Regions from separate parts of the Homo sapiens genome. Here region 2 is linked to region 1. The links are chromatin loops, found by intact Hi-C in ENCODE. Cell type or tissue: PC-3. All regions are shown on one strand. Each heading gives the region's core, and the rest is flanking DNA. Links, peaks and the distances in the headings are about the cores only.

The links. Peaks named below come from ENCODE experiments on the same cell type or tissue, not always from the same donor. Only the 100,000 strongest peaks of a DNase experiment are listed, where the experiment ranks them.
Region 2: it touches region 1 in a loop (8-fold over the local background); 3 of 110 quality-filtered maps call a loop at or near these places.

What each region holds. Positions count from the first base shown.
Region 1 is chr11:103,049,053-103,053,457 of GRCh38, forward strand. DCUN1D5 (defective in cullin neddylation 1 domain containing 5) reads right to left here. Exons shown (of 8, transcript NM_032299.4): 8 at 1,634-4,405. Among named protein-coding and RNA genes, the nearest start is that of DCUN1D5, 41 kb to the right of the region's middle. In PC-3, for the core only: no CTCF peak of the experiment used is centred there; no DNase peak of the experiment used is centred there; H3K27ac peaks cover 388 bases.
Region 2 is chr11:102,781,425-102,785,829 of GRCh38, forward strand. It overlaps the pseudogene WTAPP1. Among named protein-coding and RNA genes, the nearest start is that of MMP10, 3.0 kb to the left of the region's middle. In PC-3, for the core only: no CTCF peak of the experiment used is centred there; a DNase peak (open chromatin) is centred at 2,527; H3K27ac peaks cover 1,681 bases.

The sequences.
Region 1 (4,405 bases), core at 231-4,230:
TGTAGAACAGATAAAAGCATCAAGGACAAGATTTCTTCTGACTTTAAGAATCTGTATTTGTGCAGATGATAGTTTTACAAAATGAGAGGCCCAAGTGACTAGAAAGAGCGCACAACTAGAAATATTTCTGAATTCAAGTCTAGGATGTGCCATTTATTATACATCCAATCTTAGGCAACCTCCTTGGGATCCATTTTCCCTGTCTCCAAAGAGAGAAGGTTAGCCTAGATACTCTTTATTAAATTTCCAGTTTTAAAAATAACTCCACAATACAATTAGCCTTTAAGAATTCAACACTTATTTCATATCCCAAGTTCCTAGACTATTGTAGGTCCTCAGCAAGTATTTCCTGAATGAATGAATCAATTACTTCTGTATAGGCCTCCACTGTATCCTATGAGTTACAAAGGACAACGGGAAAAACAGGGAAAATGGTCTGCCACACTGGGGCCGGGTAAAAATTCATATTTTAAGGTTGGTCCCTCTTCTTTCATTGGAGGATATATATAATCAGCAAAAGAGAAAGTATGCCTTCTTTATAGAACCTTTATTGACTTTTTGTATTAAAACAGTAATACATACTCATCATATTATATAGAGTGACGTAAACTAAAAACCCCTGGTAATTCTATTACCAGTAAGTTGACATTTTTCATATTTTGGTACACAGCCTTTCAGGCTTTTCTCTCTCTCTCTCTCTCTCTCTCTCTCTCTATATATATATATATATATATACATATTTTTTTTTTTTTTTTTTTTTTTTTGAGACGGAGTTTTGCTCTTGTTGCCCAGGCTGGAGTGCAATGGCATGATCTCGGCTCACCGCAACCTCCGCCTCCCAGGTTCAAGCGATTCTCCTGCCTCAGCCTCCCGAGTAGCTGGGATTACAGGCATGTGGCACCACGCCCGGCTAATTTTGTATTTTTAGCAGAGGCAGGGTTTCACCATGTTGGTCAAGCTGGTCTCAAACTCCCGACCTCAGGTGATCCGCCCACTTTGGCCTCCTAAAGTGCTGGGATTTACAGGCGTGAGCCACTGTGCCAGACCTATACATACACATTTTTAAAACAAGTATCCTATTGTGCCTATCTATATGCTGCTTTAAAGCCAGTCTTTTACTCCCTTTGAAAATACAGTGTGGATTTTTCAAGATGGCATAGTACTCTATTGCATAAATATGCTGTAATTTATTCAACAAATTTTCTATGCTTAAACATTTAGGTTATTTCATTTTTTCTATCAAATATGTTATGATAAAAATCTTTTGAAAGTTTTAAAATTTATTCTTTAAGATGATAGGCATAGAATTGTTGGGTGAGAAAATATGAAACTTACTAAGGCTTTTGGATGTATCTCCCTAAATGACTTCCAGAAAAGGCTATGCCAATGTATATTCCCTCCAGCAAAGTATAACAATTCCTGTCTCCTTGTGTCATCAAACATGGGCATTATCAATTTTTAAAATCTGTGCCAATTTGGAAGGCAAAAATACCATAGTTGTTTTAATATGCATTTCTTGTCTTGGCTTACATTTGTTTAATTCCTTTAATAGTAGGTCAACATTATAAACAGGGTTGTACTAGAATGTGTGCCATACAGTGAATTAGAAAAATACACAAAAGATTACTGGACATCTTATACAAGTGAAATCATTTATTTATCTATTCATTTTCATTTATTCCATTTATTGAGTGCTTTTCTATACTGTGGATAGTTCTGAGTACTGGTGAAATAAAAGCAAAAACACACAGTCCCTGCTCTCAAGGAGCTCACAGTTAAGAAAACAGATATGTAAGTATGCTACTGTAATATGGTGTTATCAGCACTCTAATAAAAGTATATACAAGGTTAGTAGTGTCTCCATGATGGGTAAGGAAAGGGTGTTTCTTTAAAAATAATCAGACCCAGAATAAGGGGGGAAACCCTCCATGTCTACAGGATGCAGTAGAGATCTTGGGCATTCCAGAGACAAAGAAAGGTGCTGCAACTTCTGGACATAAAGAAGTTCCAATAAATCCAATCTTACATCATAAAGACTAAGCTTACCATCACCAATTCATACATTGGAAGTTCAAGAACCAGATTTCCCTTATTCAGTTGGTGGTCTGTCATCTTTTTTCCAATTATTTTGTAACATTGGACTAGTCAACATACCATCTTATGACCAAATTTAAAACAAATTACTGGTTAAGGAAAAAAATGACTCATTAGTAAGTAAAGTGACAAGCAGAACAAATGAACCATCCATCCTTCAGGAAACTTTTTTAAAAAAAGATTTTCTGCATGGTTTATCTTGTGGTTTGCTTCTTCTGACAAGGCAGCAACCTTAGAAATGATATCAGCATGAAAAGTTCATGACTTATTCACCTGTGACATAACTTTGGAGTCTCATGGGAGTTCCAAAGTTTTTCTCCTGATCATGAGATTTGGTGGCTTCACATATTTACTTCCCCCCCCCCCCCGCCACCCCTGTGTTAACAGGTTTACTGGCAGATGCAGGAGGTGACATTCCAGTGGCTCCATTATTTTCATTAGTCAATATCATTTATTCTTTGTCATTAAACAAATATTTGGAACCCACTACATTCAAAGCATAGCATTAGGTTTTACTTAGCATTTTACAAACACTTTTAAGTACAATATCAATATGCACATCAATCTTACCTCTACCTCACAGAAGAGGAAAAAGGGAGCTCAAGTTATCTTCTCAAGGTCACATAGTCACTAAGAAGCAAAGGACTCTGAACACAGATCTCTGAACTCCAAACCCAGGGCTCTTTCCAGCCTTCCTTACTAGTCTCCCTGTCCTCAGATTTTCCTGCTGCCTAATTAATGTTCTTAAAACACCAAAGTAGCCCCAGCCTTCATCGCGTCTCATCTGCTCTGAAAATCCACTTTGACTATTTCAGTCCACAGAACTCACTCTCCTCTGAACTCCTATAGCTTATTGTCATATTATTCAACTGGCACTAACTCAGAAAATGCTTAGTGAGATCTGTCTTTAATTATGAAATAATTTTAGTGTCTATTTAGAAGACACTGTGCCCGGTTATGTGAGACTGCTCCAGTACTACTTAAACGTAAGTTTTATTCAGTTCTGCAAATGCTTTTGACAACCTACCATGAGTCAGGCACCATGCTGAGAGCTGAAGACATGGTTTCTGCCCTCAAGAATCTCAGTCTAATGGGAATGTGGATATGTAAACGTTTTACAGACATATGTGTACAATTGGTCATTCATTCATTAATTCAGTAAGCAAACTCAATTTGCAGGCCATGAGAGATAAGTAAAATACGGTCCATTTCTTTTAAGTAACTTGCAGTCTAGGATCAAAGAGAGACGTGAATTTTTTCATTCATTAAATACCTATTATGTGGTGGAAACAAGTGAGGAACACCTATGAATAACATGGTCTCTGTTCACAGAGCTGTTTCCTTTTTAAGGATCATAATCTTCAAAGGTAGAAACTAACAACTACACTGTTTTATCCTGTGTAATAAGAGGGCATAGCAAAGCCTGGGCCTATGGATATTTATTGGATATTGATTCATTCCTTCATTCTTGTATCTACTCCAAGTCTCTCTTGGTAGTTCTTACATATCATCCTTTTTTAGACCAGCTCTAGATAATGAATCTAAGATAGAATTATCATAAACCTTATAGTTCTAGTGTAAGTATTTCCAAAGATACTTGGAATATTTTTCATGTTATTCCAAACACCAACCACTTCTTGGCTTTTTATAGAGAGAATAAAATAGAAATTCCTAAATAGAAATTCAGTTTTCTCACTCTATTACTTTGTTCACATGTTTGATGTCAAGGTGCAAATGTGCAAGTAGTGGTTTTTAAAACCTGCTATTCAGAGAGCAAGGAGTTCCTTTGAGGTTTTTCAGAAATAATACTAGCAGCGAGGAAGACAGGGAGCTTCCCACTTAACCAGAGTATTTTAGCTTTCTGTTTTAAATACTGTGCTTCTAGGTAAAACTTATTTTGCAATAGGGTCCTGCTACTTAATTAAAAAAAAACTGATTTAAGAGACTCAATGTAATAAGACATCATAGAATTTTGGCTTTTTATTTTTTAATATTTCTCTTTTTTAAAAATAGAGTCCTTCCTATGAAGTCAAACCAATCCACTTTTAAAGACAGCCATAGTAGCTATGTTACTGAGCATTTATTACTTGGTGCCAACTACACTGTAAATTGATCATTTAGTCATATTTAGCATCCATTTAATGAACCATTTCACTATACTGCCTACAAAGAAAGCAAGTAATACAAATCAGTGTGCATCATTGACATTACAGATTAATTTCCTAAGAGATTTGCATTTCTAAATATGTCTATGTAGACAGAAGAAATAAGACCTGGTGTTCGATATATCAGTAGGATGACTGATCTATTA
Region 2 (4,405 bases), core at 195-4,194, 270 kb before region 1:
CCCTTTCTTTCACATGTCTAACGATCCACCCCTGCCCACAAATAGTATTTTCTTTCTTGTTTTCTCAGCCAAATAAAGTGCTTTTTACGCAGTAACACAGTAAGTCTGCAATAACTGTTTTGTCAAATTAACCTGTTAATATAAAGAACCCTGAAATTCTTATAGTAAAGAACTATATTTTTCTCTCACTAAAGATAAATTAACTCTACCATGTCTGAAGTACATAATTGCAAAGTGATGAGAGATTAAAATAATAAGTGTGTAGGAATGATCTTTTCAGTATCGCCCACCATCCCCACCCTACTTAAGGTAGCCTGGACAGGTGAGACTTCCAGGAACCAAGAGGCTCTGAGACTTCCAAGCCAGAGTTGGAGAGAAACTGGGATATACACTGAGCCAGCCAAGTCAACTTGTGACTTACTGTTGCCAAAGAGTTTGCTCTACAGTGTGGTGACATCAGCTTGAATATCAGAGGGAGAAGGACTGACAACTAGACTCAAATAAAGTCAGCTGGACATTGAGCAAGTACAGTCAGGCACTGTATAATGTTTCAGTCAACAATGGACCACATATATGATGGTGGTCCCATATGATTATAATGGAGCTTGATATGGTTTGGATCTGTGTCCCTGCCCAAATCTCATGTCGAACTGTCATTCCCAGTGTTGGAGGTGAAGCCTGGTGGGAGGTGATTGGATCACGGGGGCGGATTTCTCATGCCCATTTAGCACCATCCCATCGGTGATGTTCTTGTCATAGTGAGTGAGTGAGTTATCATGAGATCTGGATGTTTAAAAGTGTGTAGCACCTAGCCCCTCTCTTTCTTCTCCTGCTCTGGCCATGTAAAGTGCAGGCTCCTCTTTTGCCTTCCGCCATGATTGTAAGTTTCCTGAGGCCTCCCCAGAAGAAGGTGCCACCATGGTTCTCATATAGCCTGCAGAACCGTGAACCAATTAAATCTCTTTTCTTTATAAGTTACCCAGTCTCAGGTATTTTTGATAGCAATGCAAGAACAAACTAATACAGAGCTGATAAGCACCCATCAGCTATTGTCATTGTAGCCAACATAATGTCATAGTACAATACATTACCCATGTGTTTGTGATGATGCTGGTGTAAGCAAACCTACTGTGCTGCCATACGAAAGTCTAGCACATGCAATTGTGTACAGTACATAATTCTTGATAATAGTGATAAATGACTGTTTATGCATTTACTATACATTTTATCATTTATTTTAGAGTGTACCTTTTTTTTAAAAGTTAACTGTAAAACTGCTTCAGGCAGGTCCTTCAGAAGGCATTCCATGGTTACTGCCCTATGCAGGCATTATTATCATAGGAAACGACAGCTGCATCAGCGTTACTGCCCTGAAAGACCTTCTAGTGGAACTTGATGTGAAGGTAGAAAACAGTGATATTGATGATCCTGATCCTGTGTAGGCCTGGGCTAATTCGTGTTTTGTGTCTTCATTCTCAAAAAATAGTTTAAAAAATAAAAAAAATTAAAGATAGTAGAAAGCTTATAGGATAAGGATATCAAGAAAAAAATATTTTTGTACCTCTGTGAAACGTTTGTGTTTAACCTAAGTGTTATTACAAAAGAGTCAAAAAAAGTTTTAAATTAAAAAGTTTATAAAGTAAAAAAGTTACTACAGTAAGCTAAGGTTAATTTATATTGATGAAAGAAAAATGCTTTTATAAATTTAGTGTAGTCTAGGCATACAATGTTCATAAAGTCTACATAGTGTACAGATTCACTCACCACTCACTCACTGACTCACTTAGAGCAACTTCCAGTCTGGCAAGCTTCATTCCTGGTTAGTGCCCTATATAGTTGTACCATTTTTTATCTTTAATACCATCTTTTTATTGTATTTTTTAATGTTAAAATATGTGTAGATACAGTAATATTTATTATTATGTTACAATTGCCTCCAGTATTCAGTAGAATTTCATGCTGTATAGGTTTGTAGCCTAGGAGTAATAGGCTTGCTGGGCATGGTGGCTGACACCTCTACTCTCAGCTACTTGGAAGGCTGAGATGGGAGGATAACTTTCCCCAAGAAATTTTTAAAAGGCTATACCACATAGTCTAGGCATGTAGTAGGCTGTACCATAGAGGTTTGTGTAAGTTTAATCCATGGTGTTTGCACAATGGATAAATTGCCTAAGGACATGTTTCTTAGAATGTGTCCCCATTGTTAAGTCACACATGACTGTGTGTAATTAATTCAGGCCATTATTTTGTCATCTGTAAAATGGGGTGGATATAACCACACTCACAAAGTTATTTTGTATGCTTTATGCTGGGGAACAAATCTCTTCTTATTTCACTCCAACACCTTTAACAGACAAAGCTTGTTGGCCTGACAAATCTGTGACAATGCCCCTAGGCCCTGATTTGACAAGCTGTGAGATGCCCATTTTCGCTTGAGTCATAACTTTATTAGTGTTGACACATCCTGTTAATGGATTTTATTATGTGGTAATGATACAATGAAAGTTTACATTGTAGTAATAGCTACGACTATAATTGGGAGCCTATAGGGTAGCACATGCCTCACAGAAATGATGTTAGTGTTTAAACTTGTCCTGCATTAAACCATGACACCTGGTAGAAATTAATGCCCTGGAGCAGGTGAGTCCTATGTTTGTCTTTATATAATTCATTACTTGTTAAACCTACTGAAGTATGTATAGGGTCAGGCAAGGAAGCATACAGAGCTCATACTTAAAGAAAGGTGAAACGCCTGGTATTGAGCTTCCACTGTAGTCAGTTCTTAAATGTGAGTTATTTTTAAACTTCAGAACAACCCAACAAAGTTGAGATTAGAAAAATTGAATAATAAGCTCACGATCAAAAGCTAACAAGTGGGAAGAGATTATTCAGAACTGCCAGAAGAAACCTTCATGACTACAACTTGGATGTTTATCAAAAACTTCTTGGCTTCATTCCATATCTTTGCTATTGTGAATAGTGCTGCGATTAACATACAAGTACAGGTATCTTTTTGACATAATGATTTCTTTTCCTTTGGGTGGATATCCAGTAGTGGGATTGCTGGGTTGAATGGTAGTTCTATTTTTTTGGTCTTTGAGAAATCCTCATACTGTTTGGAATACTATGCAGCCATAAAAAGAATGACGTAATGTCTTTAGCAGTAACATGGATGGAAGTGGAGGTCATTACGTTATGTGAAATAACTTAGAAACAGAAAGTCAAATACTGCATGTTCTGATTTACAAGTGGGAGCTAAATAATGTGTACACATGGATATACTGTGTGGAATAATAGACACTGGGCACTCAAGAGGGTGGGAGGGAAAAGAGGGATGAGAAATTATCTAATGGGGGCACAATGTCTTCTGTTCCAGTGAGAGTTACACTAAAAGCTCAGACTTCAACACTATGCAATATATCCATGTGACAAAACTGCACTTGTACCCCCCAAATATATTTAAAATAATAGTAATAACAAAAGTTTTAAAACAACCTCTTGGCTTGGACCTTGGTTCTTCCCCAGCTTTTTTTCTTTTATGTCTTGACACTGTTCTTTATCTCTCATTCTTTTTTTTTTTTTTTTTTTGAGACAGAGTCTCACTCTGTCTCCCAGGCTGGAGCGCAGTGGCGCAATTTCAGCTCACTGCCAGCTCTGCCTCCTGGGTTCACACCATTCTCCTGCCTCAGCCTCCCGAGTAGCTGGGACTACAGGCGCCCGCCACCACGCCCAGCTAATTTTCTGTATTTTTAGTAGAGACAGGGTTTCACCGTGTTAGCCAGGATGGTCTCGATCTCCTGATCTCATGATCCGCCCGCCTCGGCCTCCCAAAGTGCTGGGATTACAGGCATGAGCCACCGCGCCTGGCCTATCTCTCATTCTTGAACTCACCCCTGAACATGCCTTCAATTTATCTCCTTAGCTTTTGTTCTTTTCTCCCAACTCTCTGATCATCCTGCTAACACAGCTACTTCATTTGATCTATGTTTATCTGTTCTGTCACTTGAAGTTCCTCTTGGCCTGTGCTGCACTGATGTGATCCAGACAGAATGCAGGTCTACAATCCATTGCAATTTCAGTAACTAAGACTGAGAAATGCCTAACGGTTTCTCACTTCCAGTTTATTCAATTCTTGGGAAAACTGGTTAGCTATTAATTTTCAATACCCAAAGACCTCTGATTTTAAGGTTGTACACTTATACATATAATCCTGCGTCAACCATGGCATGACATTGACTTCAGTATTTTGCAACTTCTTCTTTTGTTGGAAATTACTGGTTTTTACACAGACTCATAACAAGTGAAAAGTTGATCTCTTTCCCATGCTTTTAGTTCCAATTTGACTGCTTCACAATGGGAACACAGTTTATTGTTAGATTTATATTCATTCTTTTCTCTATTCTGA